3 separate regions of the Homo sapiens genome follow, and all the other regions are linked to region 2. A link is a loop called in an ENCODE intact Hi-C map of the cell type or tissue named here. Cell type or tissue: endothelial cell of umbilical vein. All regions are shown on one strand. Each heading gives the region's core, and the rest is flanking DNA. Links, peaks and the distances in the headings are about the cores only.

The links. Peaks named below come from ENCODE experiments on the same cell type or tissue, not always from the same donor. Only the 100,000 strongest peaks of a DNase experiment are listed, where the experiment ranks them.
Region 1: a loop joins it to region 2, with 12 times the contacts of the local background. A loop is called at or near these places in 67 of 110 quality-filtered maps.
Region 3: it touches region 2 in a loop (11-fold over the local background); 46 of 110 quality-filtered maps call a loop at or near these places.

The regions. Positions count from the first base shown.
Region 1 is chr5:17,185,579-17,191,941 of GRCh38, forward strand. All of the region lies in intron 1 of BASP1-AS1 (BASP1 antisense RNA 1), which reads right to left. Among named protein-coding and RNA genes, the nearest start is that of BASP1-AS1, 29 kb to the right of the region's middle. RefSeq lists a silencer at 4,702-4,996. In endothelial cell of umbilical vein, for the core only: CTCF peaks have their summits at 4,031 (motif pointing left), 4,232 and 5,085 (motif pointing left); DNase peaks (open chromatin) are centred at 3,213, 4,023, 4,923 and 5,643; H3K27ac peaks cover 301 bases.
Region 2 is chr5:16,931,577-16,937,939 of GRCh38, forward strand. MYO10 (myosin X) reads right to left here and starts at 4,712. Exons shown (of 41, transcript NM_012334.3): 1 at 4,212-4,712. The coding sequence starts at 4,232. In endothelial cell of umbilical vein, for the core only: a CTCF peak has its summit at 2,664 (motif pointing right); DNase peaks (open chromatin) are centred at 2,665, 3,435, 4,475, 5,015 and 1 weaker place; H3K4me3 peaks cover 4,347 bases; H3K27ac peaks cover 3,102 bases.
Region 3 is chr5:16,788,437-16,794,799 of GRCh38, forward strand. MYO10 (myosin X) reads right to left here. Exons shown (of 41, transcript NM_012334.3): 4 at 6,210-6,363. Among named protein-coding and RNA genes, the nearest start is that of MYO10, 140 kb to the right of the region's middle. RefSeq lists enhancers at 5,790-6,317, 6,318-6,363. In endothelial cell of umbilical vein, for the core only: a CTCF peak has its summit at 2,791 (motif pointing right); DNase peaks (open chromatin) are centred at 2,795 and 3,135.

The DNA.
Region 1 (6,363 bases), core at 953-5,952, 250 kb after region 2:
GCCAAAATGAGTTGACAATTGTCGAATGTTGCGGCAAGGTGAGGGGTGTACAGGTCATCATTGTTCTTTTCTCTATATTTTTGCATGTTTGAAACTTTCCATAATAAAAAAGGAAAAATGGATCAGTGGCCAAGAGAAATGATCCTCGCTTGAGTATTGGGCTGTTCTTAGCTTGAAAGAACCATTGCAGAAAACTCAACAGAAGCAGAAATTACATACAGTTCAAACTCATTTTCCTAGGAGGCTTTTTTTTTTTTTTAAGAAGTATTTTGCTGGAACCTAAAAACCACACTCCCAAACTGTTTCAACATGATCCCTGCTGGCAGGAGTCAGAGATGGCTGGTGTACAAGACGGTTGAGAAAGCCCATGACATACAGTTAGTGGCTGGTTGAGATAGTTTCCAAATATAAATAAACGGTTGGAGGACTAGAAAAATAGGCAGAAAGCAGTGATTCTGACATTAGTCACATGGCTGCCATACATGACCTACTTTACCTGAGAACCAAAAATATAGTTTTAGGTTCTTCCACGTTACAGTTCCTACATGTCTTGCTGCTTGTGGGGAACTCCTTGCCTGGCTTCTTCAAATAAGCAGAATGTACAACCATGCTTAGAGCAGGCTGCTCTCTATTTCAGATTTTCCAGGGGAAAAGAGGAATGTACATTAGGCAGATTATTTTACCTCCCTAGTCATGCCAGGGTAAGCTTCCTAGACCAACTAATTCTCCTTCAAGGTCTGGCAGCTCCCAGCTCCCAGCTGCCAGGGGGCCAGGCAGAGCTCCTTCCTCCTCCACTATCTGTGGCCCCAAAGATTCCCCTTCCACCAGGGCCGGCGACCAACTGACCACAGGCTGAGTGCTCCAGGCCCTGGCAGCTCAGAGGACGGGGAAACAGCAGCACACTTGCGGCCCCCTGGAGTCTGTCCCATCTGCCCTACCATCCTGTCATCTCCAAGGATCACCCAAGCTCTGGCCAGGCTGGTAATCTGTCTCCTTTGCATGCCCTTGCTCCCTGCTGCTCTGTGGGGCTTTCCCATGGACTCCTGACTCCTCTTTTACTCTCATGGCAACCCTTTCCATTGGGCTGTCTGGGATTCCTGTTCTTCAGTGGATACTTCCTTCTGTGTCCTCAGTCTCAGAGAATGCGCACCCTAGCTGAAGTTCTGCTCTCTCCAGAGTATCCCGGCTTCCCCCTTTTCACATTTCATCTACTGGGTTGGGGACCCATTTACGCCAATACTCCATGATCACTTGCAATCTATGACTCTTCCTCCTTTTGGAAAATACCCCTGCTCTGTAGAGTCCTTGATATTTAAGATGTGTGTGTGTGTATGTGTGTGTGTGCACGTGTGCGTGCACGTGTGCTCGTGTGTGTGCGCATATATAGCGTTAAGTGCTCCGGCTTCAATATCCAATGATGTGGGTTCTAATTTCGGTTTTGTACTCACTAGTCTGTGAGACTTTGGTCAAGTTACTTTTTTGAAGGCTTGTTAACTCTTCTATAAAATGTGGACGGCAGTACTTCTATAGCATGGGGTTGTTGTGAGGATTACATGAGAAGATCCATATGAAGTGTCTAGCACATTTCTGGTGTAACTCAGTCGACGTTAACTATGATCACATTTGGGCTGCTCACTTGCCTTTTCAAATCCCCCACCATTTGAAAAATGTCAGTGTTCTTTGGCACCACACAACCTGCTCCTGACAGTTCCCAGCTTCCTTAACTCTGGGGCATGCATTTCTACCACAGGCCTGCCCCACTTTCTGGCAACAACCTCCTAATCTATCTGCTCCTTCTCCCTGCCTGGGTCACCTCCTTCCTGTCTACCATGTCCTTGTCTCCCCGTAGCACTAGCCTAGGACCCTCCAACCTCAGCCAGATAGTCTACTTTCACTGAGACCTACACAGTTTGTGGTGTGTACCTGACTCATCTTGTGTGACTGTCATGTTTATTCTGTGGTTATATTTTTCATAATTCTTCCATTATAAGGATCCATATGGGGCTGAACCACTTCCTATACCCCACCCGCATTCCCACAAGCTGGATCGCATGTGAAGAATCTGATAATCTCTCTCTCATCTGGAGATTTGGTCTTAGTTCAGTAATGCCCCTGATCCAGGGAGTTAGTTGTCTAGGACACAGACTTGGCAGGGAGGTGAGGTGGCACTTTTCAGTGGCCATGACTCTGTAGCTGGGAAGCAAGGAAGCCACAGGGTGGTCTTGATCATGTGAACCAAGCCCGTGAGCTTGGAGGAGGGGTGGCACAGGGCCTGTGAGCGGTGGACACGCTCAGCCATGTTTCTGTGCTTCTGAGTTTTAGGCTTGTTAAATTTTCTTGATGTTCTTTGATTTCCCTTTCTCCTTTCTTTAGTAGCTTTGGAAATTCCAGTCTGTTTCACTTCTGCTGAAACACAGCAAGGATAAGGGAATTTTCCCTGGTGTGGCTCCATCTTTAAGATGACACTTAACTTTGGGAGGCAGAATGCCAGGGGCAGAGGGAGTCCGACCGAGGGCTCTCTATGGTGATCCCCCACCTGTGGCACACAGAGGATGCCCAAGTCAGCGAGCTGAGACCTTCCTGTCCCAGGGACGTGTAGAGCCAGGGAATTTGGGGGAGAAGATTTGGCTTGGCTTGTGCCTTATCTTTCCCATCATTCTGAGAGGTGAAGTGGCTCTTTCTCAGAATGGAATGGAGAGGAAGGAAGATTCTTGTGGTTACTGGAGAATTAGAACATGACAAGGTACTCGCTCCATTTTGTTTGAGATTTTATGAATTCTCAAAATATCAGAGGCATTTCTATCAAAAAAAAGAGAAAGGTCCCCAAAAGGCAACTCTTGAGTGACCACCATTTTGGAGGATTTATTCATTCTTGTCTTGTAGGTGGGTAATAAAGAATAAAATATAATTGTATAATACTTTAAAAAGACTATACAGGCAGTTGGGAGTCCGTCCACCAGGCTCTGCTCACTCGCTGAAAGGCAACGTGATTTACTATAAGATGCTTAACTTTGCTGTATATTTCCTGAGGTTTAAAATAAGATCTGTACTTATCTTTTCCTTTAAACTGACATGAATAAGGGAACATTTATGTCAAATAATTTGAGCAACTCAAAGGAGCAAAGTGCTTTAAAAATGCCAACTGGACTGTGAAGTTTTTAGGTATTTGAGGAGATCTACAAAATGGACTGGAAAAAATGGGCATGTCTCCAGAAATCACCAACAGCTGTGCGTTTAAAGATAACTAAAAATAATATTTCATATTGAGAAATTGGAATATCGGGGTTGAGTAGACCGGAAAATAGGGAAGAAAAGGAGAAGACACAGAAAAAAAAAGCCTTAAAACTTCGTGCTTCAGCAGTTGAACCTCTCTTGATTATCATTCCCAGAATTCCATTCTACTTTTTCCATTTTTTTTTTTTTTTTGAGATGGAGTTTTGCTCTGTTGTGCAGGCTGGAGTGCAGTGGCACGATCTTGGCTCACTGCCACCTCCGTCTCCTGGGTTCAAGTGATTCTCCTGTCTCAGGCTCTGAGTAGCTGGGATTACAGGCGCCCGCCACCACACCCAGCTAATTTCTGTATTTTTAGTAGAGACGGGGTTTTGCCATGTTGCCCAGGCTGGTCTCGAACTCCTGACCTCAGGTGATCCACCCACCTTGGCCTTCCAAAGTGCTGGGATTACAGGCGTGAACCTCCGTGCCCGGCCTACTTTTTCCAGATTTGGTCATGAGTTTCCTAGGGCTGCCATAATGAAGGACTACAAACTGGGTGACCTAAAACAAGAGATCTATTTTCTCCAATTCTGGAGAACAGGAGTCTGAAATCAAGGTGTGGGCAGGCCTGGTTTCTTCCGGAGCTCCTTCCATCTCTCCCAGCTGCTAACAGTCCTTGGTGTTCCTTGGCTAGTGGACGCATCACCCCCCTCTCTCCCTCTGTCGTCCCACCGCGTTCTGTCTCTGCATCTCAGTGTTCAAATCTCCTCTCCTTATAAAGACAGCAGTCACATTGGATGAGCGCCACCTAGTGGCCGAAGTTTAACTTGAGGACAACTGCAAAGACCCTCCTTCCAATAATGTCACATTGGCATGTAAAGAGGGGTTAGGACTTCAACATATTTTTTCGGAGAAGACATACAATTCAACCCAAAACACTGACCAAAACTTCACTTTCCCTGGGCGACCCCAGCATGGCAAGTTCTCTGCGTGAATAAGGCAGTGGTTGTTTAACAGGCGTGCCAGGAGGCTCAGGGAGCAGGAGCTACAGGGACCTGCATTGTATTCTAAGCGACATGAGGGCGCCTTGCTGTAGTTTCTTTCCTGGGTCTTATCATGCCTCTCCTAGCTCTCAGTTGCTCTTCAGCTTGCAATCCAAGACATGTATTTGTAGTTTAATGAACAAATCATATACTTAAAAAAATGGGTTAGTTTAATCTTAAAAAATCAAAGGCTTTAAAAAAGGGATCACAATGTATGTTTCTAGCCTCTTGCATTCACCTTTACCTTTCCTCCTCCATCTGCTACAGTCACAAGGAGAGCATCCACTTGACCTGTAGTCAGGGAGCACTGCTAAAGGTTGTATCTTCACTCAGCTGCAGTCAGCTTGTGACCGCAGATGCGTTATGAAATTAAATGTCCTCCTATTTTAAAGCTTCTACGAGTCATTAAAATTTTTTTGTTTATGGATATCATCAGGAGTGGTAGGGTGGGAGGAGGATAAGGGAAAGAGAAGAGGATGTTTTCAGCTGAGCAGAGGAAGCAAAGTTTGACATTTACAAGACCCGCATGTTATCTCTGGCCTGACCGTCTTGGTTCACATTCTTGTGTGGGTTCAAGTTTCCTGAGCACATGCATATTGACCTTAGTAAGAGGCCAACTCTGGATTGCCACGAGTCAGCTAACTCCTGCTGCCAGAAAATGGATTTTTTTTCTTCAGCAAGAAGTGCCTTGTGCAATTTTTCCTAATCAGGTCTGAAAAATAGTGACCTCTCATTTTGCAAAAACAGTTCACTATTGACAATATTAATAAAAACACGTGAGTTTACATAAATTAAGGGTTTTGGGTCTATTTCTGTGTGCTTTGACTGCAGTGCCTCCTAGTGGACACTTTTATGCTATACAAGTTTCTCATGGTTGATTAGTACTCACAGAAATGTTAAGAATGCATTTGAACAAACTCATTGTTTTCTACAGTAGGTTCCTCTTTTGTTTCTTGTTAGGTTTTAATTTTTCCCCAGCTAAGGTTCACTTCAATACATGACCAAATTGTGTCTATGTACAATCCTCTGATTGTTCAGAGGAAATTTTCTACACCCCCCTTTTCCTCATCTTAGGAGAGAATTTAAAGAGAATAAAATGCGCGCATGAGTAAGTTGCCATAAGAGCTTTTAAACTGTGGTTGGTAACATGATATATGTATCTGGAAAACTAGAATGCTAAAAATACCGCAATAATGAGGCTTTAAAACTAAGATGATTATGACTTAAACATTTAAAAGCAGGGTAGGAATATGAACTCATTCAGCAAGAGTTTGACATCTATTCCATTCTAGAGGGCTTGTGGCAAGTATGTGGGGAGGAATGGCCAATCCCCAGATAAAGGCCACCTGCTTGTTGCTTTCCTGCCTGTGACTTTATCCCCAGATGATTCAGAGAAGATAGGCTCTCCAGCCGCCCGCATGTTCCCTCTCACTGTGGATGTAATTGGGGTTCAGGTGAAAGTCCTCACCTCACTTCCTGGTGTTGTAGCTTCAGGAGTCTGCAGGGTGGCAAAGTCAAGTGATTCGAGCCAGGATTGTCTTACGTGGGGCCCAGCTTTGGAGGGTTCTGAAAGCTCCTTGAAAGTGACTGTAAAGCTATGACAGAGATTCCCAGACTTCGAGATTTTACAAAGAAGCCAAGGAATAAAGAAAGCTTTTAATGGGGGATTAAAGAAAGATGCCCAATTTAAAAAACAACAAACTTTTTTCCCTGTAATAGCGTTAAAAATAAACTACTAACGGGCTGGGTGCAGTGGCTCATGCCTGTAATCCTGGCACTTTGGGAGGCCGAGGCGGGTGGATCACCTGAGGTCAGTAGTTTGAGACTAGCCTGGCCAACATGCCAAAACCCCGCCTCTACTAAAAGTACAAAAATTAGCTGGGCGTGGTGGTGCACAGCTGTAATTCCAGCTATTCAGGAGGCTGAGGCAGGAGAATCGCTTGAACCCAGGAGGCAGAGGTTGCAATGAGCCGGGATTGCGCCACTGCACTCCAGCCTGGGCGATGGAGCAAGACTCCGTCTGAAAAAAAAAAAAAAAAGGAATAATGAAACAGCTACCATCAGCTACCATCACCTACCATCACTGGTTCATAAAAGAAAGAATGCT
Region 2 (6,363 bases), core at 454-5,453:
ACAACTGTCCCACTGCAGCTGCTCCCCCTGGCTTTGCTGTCCCCAACATAGCAGGGGGAAAAAAAAAATGAGTACTTGACAATAGAAATGTTTTCAAACTACAGAGAAGAGGCAACACGCTATATCTCCATTGTGAGAAAAGGGAAAGGGACCCAGCTAATCTCCTGATATGATTTTATAGTCATCAAAGGGGTTGCCTTCAGGAATTGGTGATACAAGAAGTCCTCAGCAGTTCCCCTTTACACATGGAGACATATCGAGGGTGAGGAGAGAAAGCTGCCAAAAATAACAATGTCCACATTTTTCTCTAACAAGAAAAGATGTCAATAGATCACAAACAAAAAAAATATACAACCAAATGGGGAGAAAATTGGCTTGGGAACTCTACTCACTTAAAAAGCTATTTGAACAACTCCAGATAACCAACCACAACCACAGTCCCTTGTCAAGTTAAGTAGAAGAGGTTGGTGTTTCCACTTAACGTCTTTAGAATGAAGTCTGCTCTAATCCAGAGTGAACCAGACTGGAAGAAACAGGTATGTCTGGAATATTTTCCACTAACAATTTATCCCTTAAACATTAATACCTGCTTTCTGTATTTGTATTTGTGAGTATCTTACTTGTGTACATTTTACATATTTATTCTGAAAATCAAGGTGTTTGATTAGTCTCACTAATAATCCTCCGAGATCTTGTATTTGAACAGACACATCACACCTCTGCCTAACAGGGAAACAGAAAGGTCAATTTCATTTGGTACTTACTGGCCCCTACTATATTCCAGGCACTGTACTTGGCCCTGAAGACATGAAAACAGTGTCCACTTCAGCACATCAACACAAGTTTGCACAGTAGCCTTGCCCCTTTCCTGGTTGAGCCTTTTCTGTTTGCTTTTTTTATTATTATTGCTTCTGGTTACAGACACATCTAAACTTAGTTTCTGGCTGAAGTAAACTTAACAACTTACTTAGAAATGCTGAAAAAACAAGCTTCCCCAAAGCATACACACAATTAACTCGAGGGGAGCCATAAAATTCTAATGAAGGCCATGAAGAAACTGAAACTGAGGAATGTGGCATGCTCAGTTTCTCTAATCCTGGAGAACATTTTGAAGTCAGCAGCTGTCAGCTGACTGGCACAAGCTTTGCAAGCTTCCCCCTGGCGCGCAGTAAGACACTATCTATCTAATTAATCAATCAATCTAGCAGGCAGTAAGAGTCTATCTATTTTGTGACACAGGGTCTGTTGCTCTGGAGCGCAGCGGTGCAATCATGGTTCACTGCAGCCTGGACCTCCTGGGCTCACCTCAGCCTCCAGAATGGCTGGAACTACAGGTGCATACCACCACACTCAGCTAAGTTTTGTAGAGATGAGGTTTCACCATGTTGCCCCGGCTGGTCTTGAACTCCTGGGCTCAAGCAGTCCTCCCACCTCAGCCTCCCAAAGTGCTGGGATTACAGGCTTGAGCCACCGCACCCGGCCAAATCCTATTTAAAACAGGGAAGCGCAGACAAGGCTGTGCCTGCAACACAAATAGGAATTAATACCGCCAAACAACTGCTTCACAGGTCTAGCTCAGTGGATCTCAACTGGGAGTGATTTTGCTCCCCTGTCATTCAGCAATGTCTGCAGACCTTTCGGGTTGTCACAACTTGGGGGATAGGGTTAACAATTACTGAGTAGAGTCCAGGGATGCGTTTAACCTCCTACAACACACAGGACGGCCTCCAACAACAAAGAATTACTCAGCAATGGTACCAGGTTTGAGAAACCCTGGTCTAGCTAGAAATAGCAGTTGCGAATCACAAGCAGCTCCCATTTCCTTATTATTTGGCCATTCATACACAAAGCTAAACAGGCAACATCTCATTCAGTAATTTTTCCCCAATTGTTAGCACTGGCTTTAAACTGTTGTCCAACAAGCAACAAGTCATTTACCCCTAAGCCACAATGGGAAAAGTTAGCAAAGACAGAATTCTACTTAGTGATAAGGAGGCCAAACAATTTAGCTGTCCTTGGGGAATATATCACTTCCACACTCGCTGTTTCTATTCTAACAGGACATTAATTACAGCATTTTCTTCACTGGACAATTTAACAAAAGGATGCTCCATTACAAGACATGAGAGAGAGAAAGGGGAGCTGGGATCTATGTTAAGAGTATGTCTACAATTAATACCTCACTATTTAACCTCTCTGACTGGCCCTGCTTCCTTCCCACTCAAAGTGATTAGATTTAAGGGTGGAACTTTCACGGCTGATTAGAAGTTAATATTGTAATACACATACATCACAAGATTAAAAGTATAACCTTAAAATAAGCGAAAAGTTCCCAGAAATACCAAAGTCACCAGCAGCAAAGGAAAAAGGCTCTGGATTCGTGAACAAGCTCTTCAAAGCTGGGCAAGGGACTTACTCATATCTTTGGGTTAAGATTCTGTCTACAAAATGAAGAGGAGAAAGTAGAAGATCACTAATGGCCAACTGCAAAATAATATTGATCACAGAAATAAAATCCAACAACCAGGCCCCTTACACTGAACTAAGGTATCCAGTGCAAGATGAAAAGAGTACTTTGAAAAGTCAAAGTCTCACCGGGTAACAGGAGATCAGGACGCTGTAGCGCGTTATCCTGATGTTCCCCCCACTTGCACTAGGGGGCAGAGTTCTCCCCAAGGGGGAGCCACGGACCCCTGTGGTGCTCAGACAGGCTACAGGAGGAGTGAGATCCGTGCAAACTGAATACAAATTTCTATATTTTCATCAGATTTTCTAAGGGACCCAGAACACAAAAACAACAAAGTTAAGAATCATTGCCCTAGGGGCAGGGCCTCCGTTTTCTTACAGATGCAAGCAATTAAACACCGGAACTCACTGTAGCCCGAGGGTCCTTTACCACTGGACAACGTGCAACTCTTGCAGAAAGTTCTGGTGCCTTTCGACAAGCATGAAAACAAAAGTCTATGGACTAGAAAATGCGAGCGTCTCACAATTATATATATTTCACTTTTTTTAAGAAAAGGAAAAATATGTATTGATGGATAATTCCTTTCTAGTCTTCCTTCCACAATGAATGTGGGTATCACATCTGAAACACCACTTTTAAAAACTAGATATGACTACTAAACAAGAATGCATTTATCACTTTGGCCAGTATGAATAGCTGTCTGAGAATACAGTCAGTGAGCATGCAGAAAGCAGAATGACTTGAAATATTATATCCAATTAAATCAGATAAACCAAGTCGGCTAACACAGAGGCAAGCCCTCATCAATCTGATTTGCTGGAAGACTCCAAAGCGGTTCTGCACTCAGAAAACATTCCCTGGCTTTCAACGAAAATCACATCAGACTCTCTCAAGTCAACTAAGTTTACTTTGAGCCACTTCAAACCTCAAACTTAAACAGAATTTATTAAATAAACACAACCAAGAAAGGAAAGGGAGCCAAGAAACCACAGTAAGTCTCGATCCCAAAGGGGGAAAAAGGGTTCTCAAGTTAAGTTTCAGTGTCCCACCCTCAACGACCCTAAAGAGGGCATCCGTTTCATCTATTAAAATAGCCACTGTTTGCCCTAAACGAATTTTCTTTACATTCGAATTCAAAATCTGCATGGACACTCTACACAAATACATGATCATTTGATCCCAGGGTCTGGAGTTATCCCAAGCCTTAAAAGAGCACTTCTCGGCGAGCAAAGTAACCGATTAAACCCTTGCCTCTCCTTCTCACACTTCATTAAGCCGTCTCCTCTGGAAGTGTTTGAACCCCTGCACAGGAAGCCCGCACGTTTTGCAAAGGAAATACCAGACAAGACCTTTCTTGGAGAAAGGCAGGTCCCCGCTGAACATTTTATTGGGCTTCCTGCACCCGGGCAGTCGAGCGGGCGGATCGCCCCGCCCGCGCCCCGGCGCGCGCCGCCTCACCTGGCGCGGGTGTCCCAGGGCGCCCCGAGAGCCAGCCACCCACGCAAACGGAAACGCACCTTCGCTACCTCCCGGAGCAAAATGCGAGCGCGGGACAGGACGAAACAAAACCTGCCCGGGCTTACTCATCAGAGACTCCGCGGGGGGATGGGGGGTGATTTCAGGAGACTCCCAGAAAGTTGCGCCTTCCAGGGCTTAGGAAAAAGTACCCAGGGCGCGCGGCGTGGTGGGCAGACGCCTCTCTCCCTGGGCTCCGGAGGCCAGGTCGGACTGGGAGCGCACTTACCTCGGTGAAGAAGTTATCCATTGTTCCAGCGCAGTCCCGGACTCGCCGAGTGCCGCTCCGACTCGCGGAAGTCAGCGCCGCCGCGGGTCCGGGGAAACCATGCGTGTCACGGCGCCACTCCCGAGGACGCGCGCCCGCGGGGCTCCCCTGCTGCCATCGCCCGGTCCCTTCTTGTCCTTCTCACCTTTTGTTCGCCCAAACCCAAGTCCCTAACTCGCCCGTCCCGACGGCAGCCTTTGTCTCTTCTTCCTCCAAGTTCCTCACTACTGGGCGCAGCGCTCGCAAGCGGAGAACAGCTGGTGGCACATTCTTCCCCCAGGCGGGGGAAGGCGGCGGGGTGCTGGCGAGCGCGGCCCCCTCCCTCTGCGCTCCGGCCGGGGGCCCTCGGGGCGGGCAGGAGGACAGCGGGCCGCAAAGTGAGCAGGAGCCGCGATCCCCGCGCGAGCGCTTGGAGGTGAGCAGTCCCGCGCCGCGGCTCAGCCAGCTCTCGCCCGCGGGACTACAGCCCAGCGACCTCGCCCCGCCCTCCCGCAGCCGGCCCCGCCCTCCCGCAGCCGGCCCCGCCCTCCCGCTCGCGGCCCCGCCCCCAGGAGCTTGGCCCTCCGCCAACCACACCGTCTGGCCCCGCCCGGGCGGAGCGCCCCGCCCCCTTCCCGACCAGGCCCCGCCCACTCTAAGCCCGAAGCAGCCGCAGGCTCGTTAGCGGACCCGGGAGGGGGCCGCGTGTTTCCCCAGGTCTTCCCACGTAGGCGTGGGGAGGGGATTTAACTCTTCCCTCTGCAGAGAGAGACTAAACAATCACTTAGAGGGGAGGAGAAGGGACTGGGGGCTTCTGTGCCTTTCATGTTTAGCAGACCCGGGAACCGGCTCAACACGGATCTCATTAATGCAGCCCGGTAGACTAGCAATCTCGGGAAGGAAGCGCGGTCAGCGGAGCTGCCGGGGCTGCGGGGCCAGATCAAAGCGGAAGACGGAGGCTAATCAGAATTTCTGGAAGCTGCATTCCCGTGTTGACTTTCTGTCCTGCAGTCGGGTTTGCTTAAGACGTTTGCGTAACAGCGGGGAAATGTAGTTTTGAAACTGGAAGGGGACGTGGCCAATATCACCTTTAAAAATGTAACCCTTTTCTAGACCTCAAGGAAGCAGAGATGGCAGATGGCACTGAGATGGACGAATGATCAAACCCACCTGGCACTGAGTCCCGTTTCCCCTAGGGCAGTTCTTTTAACTTTATGCTGTGCGAGGGTCACCTGGGAACCTTGTTAGAACGCAGGCTGGAACAATCTGCTTTCCAGGTGCCCCTCAGGTGCTACCTGGTCCTGTGCTGAACGAAAGCTTGTAACAAGTAGAGAAATTAAGAGTAAACGTTTGTAGCAATTTAATAATGCCACGACATCCAAGCACATGATCAGTGGACTCTTTGAACCGAGTATAAACCAGTTTGGGTGTTGTCAGACTCACGTGGTGAGTCACACCTGGCGCCGCAGTGTATTGGTACCTGGCCGACTGGGAACAAAAATGGCTGGTTCTTCAGCACAAAAGATTTGAGATGCTCTCTCCAGGGAATTTGCCAACTGCTACTCAACCTTTAAAACTCAGCTCACAAAGTCACACCTTCCAGGGGAAGGAACCCTTCCCAAAGATGCTACTCCACTCACCCCACCCAAGCTCCCCGTAACCACTGGGCTAGATGCCCACTCTAGGATTTATTCCTAAGACTGTTGGGGAAGGACTGTGCTTTAAGATGAGTATCCCCAGGCTGTCTCACAGCATGAATGAATGAATGAAACATCCTTCTGTAATCCTTATGGGGAAAGTCAAGCATGTTTGTAACTTATCCCAGTCCAGTTCTTCACCATTAATATCATTGCTCCCACCTCACTTCCCTTTAGAAAGAGTCAAGGTGTAAATTAGTTAATGATATTGTGCAATGTTGTTCTGTTTCACAGGTTTACACGCTTAAGGCGCTGAGCCATTAAAGCTTGTGTCCAAGGTCGCAAGGAAAGTGAAGATGGAGTCAGGATAAATACCAACAATCCCAGTGCTTAGTCAAATGGGTCCTGCAACCACTGGTGTTCAGATACTGGAGCAGAACAATTACAGTCATTATGGTATTAATCTGCACACAACATCTCTGCCAGAGAAATTACCA
Region 3 (6,363 bases), core at 414-5,413, 140 kb before region 2:
GCGGCGGGGAAGAATCACTTCCAGATCTCAGGCTTGGGACAGGGTAGGATGGAGAGGCTACTGGCTGAGAATAGGAGGCACAAGAGGAGGGACAAGTTTCTGGGAGAAGATGATACTGACTTTAGAACATGCCACCCCTGAGACATCTCAGTGATGACACCTAAGGGGCACTGGGACTTAAGTCTGGGACTCAAATGAGAAGTTGAGGGTGTATAAACTTGGAGAGTCCTGCAGACTCAGAGAAGAAAACGCAGGTGGGTGAGAAGACAGCAGATGAAAAATGACTGAGAAGCTGAGGAGTGGCCGTGGAGAGCCAGGAAGAAATATAGGATGGGGCGCCATGGTGGGGGGCGTGGGGGCAGCTTGCTGAGACGAAGGAGTAGTTGAATGAGGCTGTGGAACCAAACGAGCATCTTTTGTATTTTTTTCCAAGATGGAACATACTAAAAGATTTTGAATAACGTCAACAATCCAGTTGAGAGAGAGGTCAAAGAATCCAGGGCAAGGAGGCTCAGAGATGCAGCAATGTCCTCGGGTGAGCAGAGAGGAGGGATCCATGACACACCTGAAGGAAAAGGAATCTGATACGAGCAGGGCCTTTGGTGCACAGGACACGCTAGCCTCCCAGCAGCACACATCAAGGCTGGCAGTTTTCTAGATCCAGCCCATGTGTCAGCAAACAATGGTCCTCAACTCTGACCTGCTGCCTGTTTTTATAAATAAAGTTTTATTGGAACACAGTGCAGGCTGTGCGTTGCATACTGAGTGCTTTCACACTACAAGGGCAGAGTTGATTAGTTGCAACAGAGGTGCTTTCGCCCACAAAGCCTAAAATATACACTCTTTGGCTCTTTACACAAAACTTTTTGCTGCCATCTATAACACTACTTAGAAATCAATTCCCTTGATCCACATGATTTTCTCAAAATATAAATCGGATCATTCCTTCAATTGTTAGATGAACTTGGGAAACTTCTCTACTGCCTAAAAGATTAACTCCAAAGGTCTTAGCAAGCCAAACAAAGCCCTTTTGTTTGGAAGCTGTACCAGAAAGTAGGATTCTGTTCTGGAAATACAGACTTCACTCATGCCTGTAATCTTAGCACTTTGGGAGGCTGAGGCAGGCAGATCATTTGAGGTCAGGAGTTGGAGACCAGCCTGACCAACATGGTGAAACCTCATATCGTAAAAATACGATAAAAAAAAGTTAGCCAGCCATGATGGTGCACGCCTGTAACCCCAGCTACCTGGGAGGCTGAAGCAGGAGAATTGCTTGAACTTGGGAGGAGGAGCCGAGATTGTGCCACCGCACTCCAGCATGGGCAACAGAGCAAGACTCTATCTCAAAAAACAAACAAAAAACAGAAATACAGACTTCACAGGCAGAGAGACTGAAGTTCAAATCCTATGTTTGTTGCCAATAGCTAAAGTTTCTTCAGCAAGCCAACCAAACAGTTCTGGGCCTCGGCTTCCCTACAGAAAATGCCTCTTGGGCCCCTCTGAGGAATACACAAGAATAAGTCTTCTCGATGAATTTCAGTTCCTTTTTCTTTGTGTTTCCCACTCCACCTCTTTCATCTGCTATATTACAAGAGCACGCCCCCATGCCTTATTCTGCTTGGTGCCTTTCTAATCGAGGATGCAAGTTTTGTTCCGCATTCCAACACTATCACCTCTAAATGTATTTCTAGAAATAGAAAAAGACCAAACACTCAATTACCAGTCCAGGACATGGTTAAGTAGAAATCACTCAAGTTTTGAAAAACCAAAACACACAAAGCAAGCAAAGATCCTGAACCAACAGTCATTCTGTATATTCATCCTTTGATTGGCAGCTGTTGAATGCTGGTCCTCTCCCAGACACTGTGCTGGGTACCAGGCTGCAAAGATGAATTAGCCACAGGCCTTGTCTGTATTATACACCTTAAGAAGTCATATGTACTGCAAAGACCACATGATATGGTTTGGCTGTGTCCCCACCCAGATCTCATCTTGAATTGTACTCCCATGGTTCCCGCCATGTTGTGGGAGGGACCTGGTGGGAGACGACTGAATCATGAGGGTGGTTTCCCCATGCTGTTCTCGCAGTAGTGAGTGGGTTTCATGAGATCTAATGGTTTTATCAGGGGTTTCTGCCTTTGCATCTTCTTCACTGTCTCTTTGCCTGCTTCCATCCATGTAAGACGTGACTTGCTTCTCCTTGCCTTCCACCATGATTGTGAGGCTTCCCCAGCCACGTGGACCTGTAACTCCAATTAAACCTCTTTCTTTTGTAAATTGCCCAGTCTCGAGCATATCTTTATCAACAGTGTGAAAACGGACTAATACACCATAATAAACTAAACCCTGTCTGGCCTATACGGTGTATGAAAAACTAGAGTCAATGTCAAATGTACTAGAGATCAACCAAAGTCAAACACTGACCTTATGAGATGGAAAATTCAAGTAAGTTTTAAATTTATATATATATATATATACACACACACACACACATATATTCAAAACTGTAATAGCATGAGCATTCATTTAAATGTACACAAAAATGGCAAAATTAAAACTAGACCTTAAGAGAGGCAACAACCTTGAAAATGAAATCAAAGGAAGAGGCTTGGACTAGAAGCCCAGGGACCTGGCATTGCCACCAAGTAGCAGAGGAGCCTATCCAATCGATGTTCACTTATAAAGCGAGAGAAAAATTGATCTATGAAGTCCTATATAATTCAAACAGGCTTATTTTCTCAAGCATGAGAATGTTTTTAAAGTAGTAAAACACATTTTAGCCAGCAGGGGGCAGATCATGCCCAAGGAAATCTAAACAGGGCTCCTACGTCCAGCAACTCCTATTTCTATATTCCATTTTCTCTTAATTCCCACAGCTTCAACCCCCACTTTAAAAAACTGCTGAAGAGAGCTATTAAAACTAAAACACATTTTAATGAGAAATCTATTCTTAAAGTCTCTGTTTCCTGAATTAATTTAGATAAATACAGTTACTCTGTTCACATCAGCATTGCATAATTGGAGCTTTCTGTTTGGGATCCACCCCCCTCTCCCCCTTATTTTTAAATACCATGAAAATGCCAACCTCCTTCCGTTTTAATACATACATACACACACACACACACATACACATATGCACAATGATCTCATTTGATGTTTCGCTTTCTTCTTTAGCGGCTCTGTCTAGCAAATGATATATTAGTCATGCTCTCATTTTTTCCACTGAATGTAATAAATACAAGCAATTATCAATGGCAATTATTTAAGGATCTAAGTGTGGACACCAACTTGATCTGTTAAAATAGATTGTTTTCTTCCCTTCTGTTAATCTTCTTAAATTATATTCTGTATGCTGAAATAATGATCTTTAAATTCTAACTCCAGAACTTTTATGAAGTCATTTAGAAGAGCCCACAAATAGTGGTTCTAGTCACAGATTAAATTGTTTTATTGGGTATGTGAATCTTAAAAGCTGTTTCTATATTAAGCAGCCGCTTCATTTCGATTAACTGCAAGCCGTTATGATCCCTATCTGTTTAACTGAATACACTGACAGTCCCTCTATCCAAGTTGTTTCTATGGCCCAACACATTATTAGTCCTGTTAGACTTTAGGTAACGAGAAGACAGTACCTCTGCCCATATGCTCCCCTCCTGTTAGACACACACATACATACACACACACACACACACACACAGAGAGAGAGAGAGAGAGAGAGAGAGAGAGAGGGAGAGACAGAGACAGACAGAGACAGAGACAGAATTCAGCTGTTCATATACATGTAATCCCCATTTGTTTAAAAAAAAAAGGAACTACAAAAAAGATAACGGGTAAAAACTGCCAGTGAGAAGAACACAACCCCTGCAAATGGCTTTCCGTGTGTGGCACCTGCAGATATCATCATAGAGCACCCAAATCAAAGGGCTGTCAGGGGTTTCAATGTGCCGATGCCTGGCAAGCTCTTGGCACAGAGTCCAACACGCAGAATCCTTCAGAAACCATGAGCCATTATTTCTTATCCATCCTCAATCAGCTCTCACATGGGATAATGCTAACATTCTCCATCCATTTCCCTGCCCCAGGGTTTCAGAGGGGCCTCCTCTGGCACCTCTGTCCTCCCCCAACCCCAGTCCCTCCCCACAGGAGCGGGGGGCGGGGGGCTGCTCTAAGTGCTCTGGGGTGAAAGGAGAAAGGCAGCACCTGCCTGCTTTTCTCCACCATCTGGGAATCAGTTTCCCACAGTCATCATGGCCACCAGTTACCTGGCTATACCCATGACCAGGTGGGTCTGTCTGTGTGATTCGGGGCTGCAGTGCTCACAGGCCCACTTGGCTGGGAGTCTTAGGCTGACATATGGCTCTCCATATGTCTCCTGTGGTCTTACTTCCACTGAATCGGAAATCCGGAGAGAGGGGTCTTTTTAGTGTCCCCCCCTCCCCCGACATCACCCGCCAAATCCAAACCACCCTTTCCTCTCCCTTTCCCATTCCTCCTGAAATAACATAATAACTATTCTGAGGAAATAATATAATTATTCTGAGGACGAGAGCCAAGTTGCCACAAGTTGGGACTAGAAAGCCATCTGAAGCAGATGTCGGAATCTTCGTTCACACTGGCAGCTTTACAAGACTGTGGCTCCTCAGTAACAACTATACCCCGTGAGTGAACTCCTGCGAGGAGAAATGAATGAAGAAATGCTTGGCGCCTCCACGGAAACCTCACTAGAAGAGACTGACATGCATCCCGTCTGCTCTGAGTATCACCCAGGGGTGTGAGGATCATCACTAGAGCACAGGTCCAATAGAAATAATTAACAAACTCCAACAGGATGTCAATAGCATACATGTGATGAGGTCAATTTGAATGTTAATAATAAAAATTAAGAAATTTTATTTATTTATTTATTGAGAAGGAGTCTCACTCTGTCACCCAGGCTGGAGTGCAGTGGTGTGATCTCAGCTCACTGCAACCTCCACCTCCGGGTTAAAGTGATCCTCCCATCTCAGCCTCGCAAGTAGCTGGAACTATAGGCATGAGCCACCGCGCCTGGCTGATTTTGCATTTTTAGTAGAAATGGGGTTTCATCATGTTGGCCAGGCTGGTCTCCAACTCCTGAACTCAAGTGAACCACCCTCCTTGGCCTCCTAAAGTGCTGGGAGTACAAGTGTGAGCCATTGTGCCCAGCCAATAAATATTTATTTTAAAAATACTCGCCGGGAGCGGTGGCTCACGCCTGTAATCCCAGCACTTTGGGATGCTGAGGCAGGCGGATCACCTGAGGTCGGGAGTTTAAGACCAGCCTGACCAACACAGAGAAACTCCGTCTCTACTAAAAATGCAAAATTAGCTGGGGTGGTGGCGACGCATGCCTGTAATCCCAGCTACTCGGGAGGCTGAGGCAGGAGAATCACTTGAACCCAGGAGGCGGAGGTTGCAGTGAGCTGAGATCGCACCATTGCACTCCAGCCTGGGCAACAAGAGCGAAACTCCAACTCAAAAAAAAAAAAAAGAAATTCTACTACTTTTTTAGACAGTTTCTAGTAATAAAGGAGCTGATATTGGGGCTCCTAATAGTTTCTTTGTAAAAGCGAGTACGACTCAGCTAAAATAGACATGCCAAGTGCCTTCTCACCCACTAAAAAAAAATATTGAAATAAACATGCCCTTAACATACACACAGTAAGCCCCTCTTCTGTGGCTAATTAACTTTAAGAGCACCCTATTATTAAAAATTCCTAAATTTGGGAGATTCTATCTAGAGTTATTTTATTGCAGTAGAGAAAAAAGAAACCTTGTTCACATACATAAGCCTTGTGAGTAGCACTGTAGGCTATATAAAACATTTAAATTTGAAAGAACTATGCAAGATTTCCTTAAACAGATAGAAGGACCATGCCTCATCATTGAAATAAATCAAAGAATAATTAAGGCAAATAAATGTTGCTTTAAAAAAAAAAAAAAAAAAAAGGAACAGAATGGAATAATTATTCTGAGGACAAGAGCCAAGCAACATGGTCCATCTGCTTTGCTAAGTAAGCTCCTTCTGAAAGCTGAAGTTACCATGCCATTCAAAACAGAAAACTCTGTCGGAGAAACTCAGGCGGTTGTAAAAGCTTCCTCTGGTTAATGCCCTAAGGAGGCTGGGGTTGGGGGTGCGCGGAGGGACTCCTGGGCCATGGGAAAGTCCGACTGGCTGTGAGCCCCGTTACCTGATGAGGATGCACTGGTTGTCGTGGCGCTTCCACAGGCAGCGGTAGCACTCGTTGGCGATGGCGAAGATGTGCGGGGGCAGCTCGCCCAGGTGGCGCCGGCTGTACTGCTCCATGGTGGCAGGCTCGTACAGCCCGGCGATGGGCTGGTAGG